Regions from separate parts of the Homo sapiens genome. Here region 1 is linked to region 2. A link is a contact called in ENCODE Hi-C or POLR2A ChIA-PET data. All regions are on one chromosome and are shown on one strand. The core of a region is the stretch at or near the end of the contact, and the rest is flanking DNA. Distances in the headings are between cores, read along the strand shown. Region 1 overlaps HIP1 (huntingtin interacting protein 1). Region 2 overlaps HIP1 (huntingtin interacting protein 1).

Region 1 (4,048 bases), core at 1-2,500, 45 kb after region 2:
GTCTGGGAACCACTGACCAAAGGCTTTCTTTCTACACACAGCGATTCCTGCAGAAATAGAACAAAAGGTGGGATGTCAAGGATGTTGGGTGGGAGGCCAAGGTGGGAGGCTCACTGGAGCCCAGGAGGTTGAGACCAGCCTGGGCAGCATAGTGAAACCCCATCTCTACAAAAAAACTTGGAAGAAAAAAAAAAGGATGTGCTCAAGGGAGAGGCATCAGGTTTTCTAGTGCTGGGATGTGGCTGGGGCTTGGCTCATTCACTTGACAGAAAGGTCACTTCTAGAAATTGGACACTGCAAGAGACCCAGAGCTGGATAAGGGATGGTTCCCGTGCTGGGGGATCTCCTGTAAGTCAGGCATCACCCACCTTGAGTCTTCAGATCATTGGAGATAAGTAGCAGTATATTAATAAAAGAGAAGAGACAAAACTAACCTCACTGTTAGAAAGCTGGGGAAACAGCTGGGTGCGGTGGCTCATGCCTGTAATCCCGGCACTTTGGGAGACTGAGGAGGGCAGGTCACCTGGGGTCAGGAGTTCAAGACCAGCCTGGCCAACATGGTGAAACCCCCATCTCTACTGAAAATACAAAAATTAGCCACGTGTGGTAGCTCACACCTGTAATCCCAGCACTTTGGGAGGCTGAGGCAGATGAAACACTTGAGGTCAGGAGTTTGAGACCAGCTTGACCAACATGGTGAAACCCTGTTTCTACTAAAAATATAAAATTAGCCAGAGTTGGTGGCACGTGCCTGTAATCCCAGCCACTCGGGAGGCTAAGGTGTGAGAATCGCTTGAACCCAGGAGGTGGAGGTAGGTAGCAGTGAGCCGAGATCACACTACTGCACTCCAGCCTGGGTGACAGTGAAACTGTGTCTCAAGAAAAAAAATGAAAGAAAGAAAGCTGGGGCAACGAGAGGGTGGTAGAGGGCATGAAGAGAGGAAGTTGGGCAATGCTGGTGGTTTGTGGGGAGGGCGCAGCCCAGGGTTTCCCACTCTTGCTGACAAGCTGCCTATCCGGAAGGCTTCCCCCGGGAGCTCTGGCCAGGGCCATTACGAAAGGCCACTCCAGTCTGGCTCTGTGAATAGTGAAAGATCAGGATATGTCTGGTGGATTTACCCAAGGCTGCGCTTTCTAGGGAGGGTGACTTGCCCAACCAGTGACTATGATGAATGGGGAATGAGCCCTCTGGGTGCAATACCTGCCAGCGTGACTTTGCAGTTTGGGGTGCTAGGGAAGCAGAACCAAGGTTTCCTCCATGACGACAGGAGCAGCAGCCTTACAAGGGAGGAGCCCCTTTCGAAGCCACAGCTCCCTGTGGGTGAGAGGAGGGCATATGGGCCCGCTTCTCCTTTTCCCCAAGGCCTGGTGTCCGAGTCTCTTACCCTGTGCCCTACATTCCAGGCCCCTTTGAAAGCCTAAGTGGGCACCCCGAAGGTCATCACAGATGTTCTCTTATGGAGGGAGGCAGCTGGCATACGGGGAAAAGGAGACCAAGAAACCAAGACTCACGCAAGGAACCAGGCTGAGGCTGGGCGCGGTGGGTCACGCCTGTAATCCCAGCACTTTGGGAGGCCGCTGCAGGAGGATGGCTTGAGGCCAGGAGTTCGAGACCAGCCTGGGCAACACAGGGAGATCCTCACCTCTACAAATAATAAAAAATTAGTGGCTGGGTGCGGTGGCTCACGCTTGTAATCCCAGCACTTTGGGAAGCCGAGGCAGGAGGATCACCTGAGGTCAGGAGTTCAAGACCAGCCTGGTCAACATGGTGAAACCCCGTCTCTACTAAAAACTACAAAACAAATTAGCCGGGAGTGATGGTGGGTGCCTGTAATCGCAGCGACTTGGCAGGCTGAGACAAGGGAATCGCTTGAGCCGGGGAGGCGGAGGTTGCAGTGAGCTGAGATCACGCCATTGCACTCCAGCCAGGTGACAGAGCAAAACTCCATCTCAAAAAAAAAAAAAAAAAAAATTAGCTGGGTGTGGTGGCATGCACCTGTGCTCCCAACTATTTTGGGAGGCTGAGGTGGGAGGATTGCTTGAGCCCAGGAGGTCGAGGCTGCAATGAGCCATGATTGCACCACTGCACTCCAACCTGGGCAACAGAGCAAGACCTTGTCCAAACAAAAAAAAATAGTCATCTAAATGTAGTTACTGTTGTTCCCAGCATCAGTTAGATCAATCACTGTGCCTGACATATACCTCCCTGGTAAACATGAGGAGGAGGACACAGGCTCAGGCACCAGCATGCCTTACCCCAAAGTGATGGCCAGTAATCAGCCTCTGTATGTGTGGACATCCACCCTCATAGGCTGCCCTGCCTAGTCCAGGGGCCAGCAAACATTTTCTGCAAAGGGCCAGATGGTAAATGTTTTTGGCTTTGTGGCTTCCTGCTGCTACTATTTCTTCCTCCTCCTCGTCCTCCTCCTCTTCCTCCTCCTCCTCCTCCTCCTCCTCCTCCCCACCCTTAAAAAGCCAGGCATGGTGGCTAGCGCCGGTAATTCCAGCACTTTGGGAGGCTAAGGTGGGAGGATCGCTAGAAGCCAGGAGCTCAAGACCAGCCTGGGCAACAAAGTGAGACCCGGTCTCTACAAAAAAAAATTTTTTAATTAGCCTGGCGTGGTGGTGCGCACCTGTAGGCCCACCTACTTGGGAGGTGGAGGTGGGACGATTGCATGAACCCAGGAGTTCAAGGCTGTAGTGAGCTATGATCGTACCACTACACTGCAGCCTGGGCAACAGAGCAAGACTCTGTCCCTAAACAAGAACACAAAAACCAGTCCTAGCTCACAGGCCATGCACAAGCAGGCTGAGGCCAGGTTTGGCTGGTGGGCGGTGGTTTGGACCCCTAGCAGCCTGTCCTTTCTCATTCTTGTCTAGGACGATGTTACGAGATACTTTGTTTTTGTTTTTGTTTTCTTTTCTTTTCTTATCTTTTCTTTTTTTTTTTTTTTTTTTTTGAGACAGAGTCTTACTCTGTCGCCCAGGCTGGAGTGCAGTGGTGTGATCTCAGCTCACTGCAACCTCCACATCCCAGGTTCAAGCGATTCTCCTGCCTCAGCCTGCTGAGTAGCTGGGACTACAGGTGCGCACCATCACACCCAGCTAATTTTTGTATTTTTAGTAGAGACGAGGTTTCATCATATTGACCATGCTGGTCTCAAATTCCTGACCTCAGGTGATCCGCCTGCCTCAGCCTCCCAAAGTGCTGGGACTACAGGCATGAGCCACCGCGCCTGGCCATTTTTTGTTTGTTTTTGTTTTTGTTTTTTGAGACAGAGTCTCGCTGTGTCACCCAGGCTGGAGTGTAGTGGCACAATCTCGGCTCAACTGCAACCTCCACCTCCTGGGCTCAATCGATCCTCCACCTCAATCTCCTAAAGTGTTGGGATTACAGGCATAAGCACAGTCAGAGGAGAAGGAAGGAAAGGACAGGAAGGAGTAGTACAGTCTTTGTCCCTTTGAGGACAAGATCCACCTTTTTTAAGGGTGGGGAGTCAGGGTCTCCATCTGTCATTCATGATAGAGTGCAGTGGCACAGTCATAGCTCACTGCAGCCTCCAACTCCTGGGCTCAAGCAATCCTCCTGCCTCAGCCTCCCAAGTAGCCACCACTACAGATATACCACCATCCCCAGCTAAATTTTCATTTTTTGTAGAGATGGGGTCTTACCATGTTGCCCAGGCTGGTCTTGAACTCCAGGCCTCAAGTGATCCTCCTGCCTCGGCCTCTCAAAGTGCTGGGATTCCAGGCATGAGCTGCCACACCTGGCCACAGGGTCCACTTCCTATCATCTGTGTGCTCTCTCACAGCCCCTGGTGTGGTGCCCTGGATCCTGGCAGCCATGTGCAGGTGCATGGCTGTCCACAACTGTCTGTGAAAGGCCCTCTTGTGGTTGTATGGCAAAGAGCCTTACTATCTGTGTGGCAGCCTTGCCCTGCGTGTAGTAGGTATTCAGTAAAATCAGTTTCTCAGGCCAGCGTGGTGGCTCATGCCTGTAATCCCAGCACTTTGGGAGGCCGAGGCAGGTGGATCACTTGAGGTCAGG
Region 2 (4,427 bases), core at 1,928-4,427:
ACCAGTTCATCCCACATCCCCCAGCCTCTGGTCCTTCTCTGCAGAGGCAGCCACCTCTGTGCAACTGCAAGCATATCGTCTGTGTGGGTCTGCAGTGGTATTTCGCTGAGTAACATAGATCTTGGATATTGTTTCAGTCCATACATACAGGCCTGCCCAGTTGTTTTGTTTTGTTGGTTTTTTTCACATTGCCATATAAAAGGAAGGCTTCCTAAAGCATACCACAAACCTACAAGCTATAATGGAAAAGTTGATAAATTTGACTATGGAAAGGCCAGGAGCAGTGGCTCATGCCTGTAATCCCAGCACTTTGGGAGGCCGAAGCAGGCGGATCACTTGAGTCCAGGAGTTCGAGACCAGCCTGGCCAACATAGCAAAACCCCGTCTCTACTGAAAATACAAAAATTAGCCAGGCATGGTGATGGCATGCCTGCAATCCCAGCTACTGGGGAGGCTGAGGCAGGAGAATCACTTGAATCCAGGAGGTGGAGGTTGCAGTAAGCTGAGATCACACCACTGCACTCCAGCCTGAGCGACAGAGCGAGACTGTCTCAAAAAAAAAAAAATGACTACGGAAAAATGAGAAGCTTTAGTATGAGAAAAGATACCATTAGCAAAGCCACAAGACAGGATGGCCTCCACATCCCACTGGACCTTCAACACTGCTCAGTGGCCCTTTTGTGCCCCACGTGGTTCTCTCCACAGATACTACCTCAAACCTTCCTGCCCCTCCAAGCTACAACTCCATCCCTCCTAATTTCACACAGAAAATCAAATTTATCAGATGGAAATGCCCTCTGCTTCCTGCAGCCAGACCTTTATTTTGTTTTAATTGTTCTTATTTTTTTATAGAGATAGGGTCTTGCTCTGTCACCCAGGCTGGAGTGCAGTGGCTTGATCATAGCTCACTGTAGCCTCCAACTCCTGGCCTCAAACAATCCTCCTCCCTCAACCCCCTGACTAGCTGGGACTATATGTGTGCACCTCCATGCCTTTCTAATTTTTAAATTTTTTTTGTAGAAACAGGGTCTCACTATATTCACTATATTTCCCAGGCTGGTTTCGAACACCTTGGCCTCCCAAAGAGCTAGGATTACAGGTGCGAACCACCAAACCCAGCCAACCAGACATCTCAGTGTATTTGAGCCCAAATTAGTCTCTTCTTTCCCTCTGTTGAAATGGAAAGTATCTGGACTGGGCATGATGGCTCACGCCCGTAATCCCAGCACTTTGGGAGGCCAAGGCAGGCAGATCACTTGAGGCCAGGAGTTCAAGACCAGCCTGGCCAATATGGTGAAATCCCAACCCTACTAAAAATACAAAAATTAGTCGGACGTGGTGGTGCATGCTTGTAATCCCAGCTACTCAGGAAGCTGAGGCATGAGAATTGCTTGAACCTGGGAGGCAGAGGTTGCAGTGAGCCGAGATTGTACTACTGCACTCCAGCCTGGGCAATGGAGCAATGGAGCAAGACTTTGTCTGTCCGTCTGCCTGTCTCTCTCTCTCTCTCTCTCTCCCTATACATATATATATGTATGTATACGTATACATACACATACATATATATGTATGTGTATATATGTATGTATACGTATACATACACATACATATATATGTATGTGTATATATGTGTGTATACGTATACACACACACATATGTATGTGTATATATGTATGTATATGTATACACACACATATGTATGTGTATATATGTATGTATACGTATACATACACATATGTATGTGTATATATGTATGTATACGTATACATACACACATATATATGCATGTGTATGTATACATATACATACATATATACATACATATATGTGTGTATATATGTATGTATACATATATGTGTGTATATAGTATGTGTATGTATACACACACAATATATGTATATATACATATGTATATGTGTGTATATATGTATGTACATATATGTATGTAAATATACACACATACATGTATGTATGTACACACATGTGTGTGCATATATGCATACATGTATGTATGCACATATGTGTGTATATGTGTGTGTATATACACATATATGTGTATATACACATATATGTGTATATATATACACATATATGTGTATATATATACACATATATGTGTATATATATACACATATATGTGTATATATATATACACATATATGTGTATATATATATATACACACATACATAAAATAATGGAAGGTAGCTGTTCCCCTGCTAGAGGCTGACACCTCCCTGTGTTCTGATCCCCTGTAATCTTGCCTTAGCAGGACCGTTGCTCTACTGATTAGCTGAGTCAGAAAACTAGAAGTCAAATTATCACTCACTACTCCACTCCCCTCCCACTCCCTTCCATTCCCGTCTCCTGCTGGGTTTTACCTCCTAAATACTCCCTGGCGGCTCTGTTCTCTCATCTCTTTCCTATTTTCACTGCTCATGGTCAGGACTCATCTAGTACACCCAGAACTGGCAGTACCCTCTTCACTGATCCCAGTCTCCACCCTGGCCATCCTCAGAGCTGTCCCTGCACAGAGGTCAGTGATGCATCAAAAACTCAGATCTGCTCCTGTCCCCTGGCAAACACCCTGAATTGACCATCTGCCTCCTACATCAGTCCGCCTCGCCTGCTGTAGGGGTAGGAGCAGTGCCGCCAGGATGACACACTCTGTCACCCAGGCTGGAGTGCAGTGGTGCAATCATAGCTCACTGCAGCCTTGACTGCCTAGGTTCCAGCGATCCTCCCACCTCAGCCTCCTGAGTAGCTGGGACTATAGGTGTACGCCACCCCTCCTGGTCTGGACATTATATTTGTTTAAATGATCTGTCTTTGAGTTTTCCTTCCCACTTACACTACAGACATCTGGAGAGCAAAGACGCTGTCCGGGATCTTCCTACTGGCCTGGCACACACCTGGTGCACAGCTGATTCAAAACAGAACTTGCCAAACCACCCACTGAATGTTTTCTTGGTCGTTGTACCAGAACAGATGATCATAAAGACAGTTTATGAAACGTAATTAGGATAAGTGTAAATTCTTGTAGTTACATCTGAAACTCACAGGCATGCAAATATCAGATGGGCAACTGTGGCTTGCAGCAGTTCATGTAGAAAAAAGGTGGGGATTTTCATTGAGGAAGCCTCAGCATGGGTCGCCGGTGTGGTGACGCTGCAGGAAGCAGCTCGGATCTTAGCCACCTGTGCTGGTGTCCTCTGAGAACTTGCTCTGTCCCTGTCCCCATTCTCTTTCATATCTTCAATAATTATTCCTCCTCTCAGCTTAAAAACAGGCCCTCGTGTCCTCTAACCTTTAAAAACCTCTTTCCAGGCCAGGCACCGTGGCTCACTCCAGGAGGCTGAGGAGGATGGATCATTTGAGGTCAGGAGTTCGAGACAAGACTGACCAACATGGTGAAATCCCGTCTCTACTAAAAATACAGAAATTAGCCAGGCATGGTAGTGTGTGCCTGTAATCCCAGCTTCTAGGGAAGTTGAGGCAGGAGAGTCACTTGAACCTGGGAGAGGGAGGTTGCAGTGAGCTGAGATCACGCAACTGCACTCCAGCCTGGGCGACAGAGCGAGACGCTGTCTCAAAAATAAATTAGTTAATAAAATAAAATAAATAAAAGCCTCTTTCCAGCCAGGCATGGTGGCTCACACTTGTAGTCTGAGCACTGGGGGAGTCCCAGGTAGGAGGATTGCTTGAGACCAGGAGTTTGAGACCAGCTAGGACAACATAGCAAGACCTCATCTTTACCAAATAAAATAGCTGGGCGTGGTGGTGCAGGTCTGTACTCCCAGCTACTCGGGAGGCTGGGGTGGGAGGGTTACTGGAGCCCAGGAGTTCCAGGCTGCCATGTGCTGTGATCGCACCACTGTGGTCCATCCTGGGTGACAGAACAAGAACCTGTCTCAAACAAACAAACAAACAAACAAAAATAGTGGAGACCCTCCAGTGTGAGCCTCCTCATCATCTCTGATTTCATCCCCCATGACATCGCCAGCTACGCCCCCTCCTTCCCCTCCTCCCTCCCCTCCACCTTCACCCCTTGTGGCTCACTCACGCACCCACTCTCCAGTCCACCCCTCCTCAGAGACCCTGTCCACTCATCCATCTCTCTCCCATTGCGCTTCCTCTTCACTCCGTTCCTTCTGCCTCCCACCATATGCAAATCTTCTCCATCCTTAAAAGCCTGATTGCCTCCTCTGGATTTTTCCACACTCTTGGGGAACTTCCTGTGACTCCCTGCCCTTCACCACCAGCCTTTCCCAAAGAGAAATCCCTCTCACCACCTCCCACTGCCCATCCTCCCCCAGTGGCTCCAAGGCACACATTTGGACTTAGGCCTGCGTTACTCTGCTGTAGCTGCCCCCAAGATGACATCAGGACCTAACAGCACTTGTAGCACCTTTTGCTCCCCATTCCCTGC

What was found. A loop is a pair of places that touch in the nucleus more often than their neighbours do. ChIA-PET counts read pairs that join two places held with the same protein, here RNA polymerase II (POLR2A). Pooled maps may share reads with other maps.
Region 1: a map of B cell shows a loop between it and region 2 (10-fold over the local background). The contact joins two enhancer-like sites. A Hi-C loop is called at or near these places in 8 of 168 maps with a recorded cell type or tissue (B cell, Caco-2, OCI-LY7 and 5 more), 17 of 37 single-sample maps with no recorded cell type and 7 of 50 pooled maps. POLR2A ChIA-PET finds 5 or more read pairs at or near these places in 5 of 52 experiments (AG04450, B cell, H1 and 2 more).

What each region holds. Positions count from the first base shown.
Region 1 is chr7:75,614,998-75,619,045 of GRCh38, reverse strand. The region is part of intron 1 of HIP1 (huntingtin interacting protein 1); the gene reads left to right. Among named protein-coding and RNA genes, the nearest start is that of HIP1, 120 kb to the left of the region's middle. RefSeq lists an enhancer at 1,224-1,725. Within about 2 kb of position 1,250, at least 17 of the 41 ENCODE cell types and tissues checked have a DNase peak (open chromatin) inside an H3K27ac peak, as active enhancers do; they include B cell, OCI-LY7 and dorsolateral prefrontal cortex, where a contact is called at or near this core.
Region 2 is chr7:75,661,686-75,666,112 of GRCh38, reverse strand. All of the region lies in intron 1 of HIP1 (huntingtin interacting protein 1), which reads left to right. Among named protein-coding and RNA genes, the nearest start is that of HIP1, 75 kb to the left of the region's middle. Within about 2 kb of position 3,177, at least 4 of the 41 ENCODE cell types and tissues checked have a DNase peak (open chromatin) inside an H3K27ac peak, as active enhancers do; they include B cell, OCI-LY7 and dorsolateral prefrontal cortex, where a contact is called at or near this core.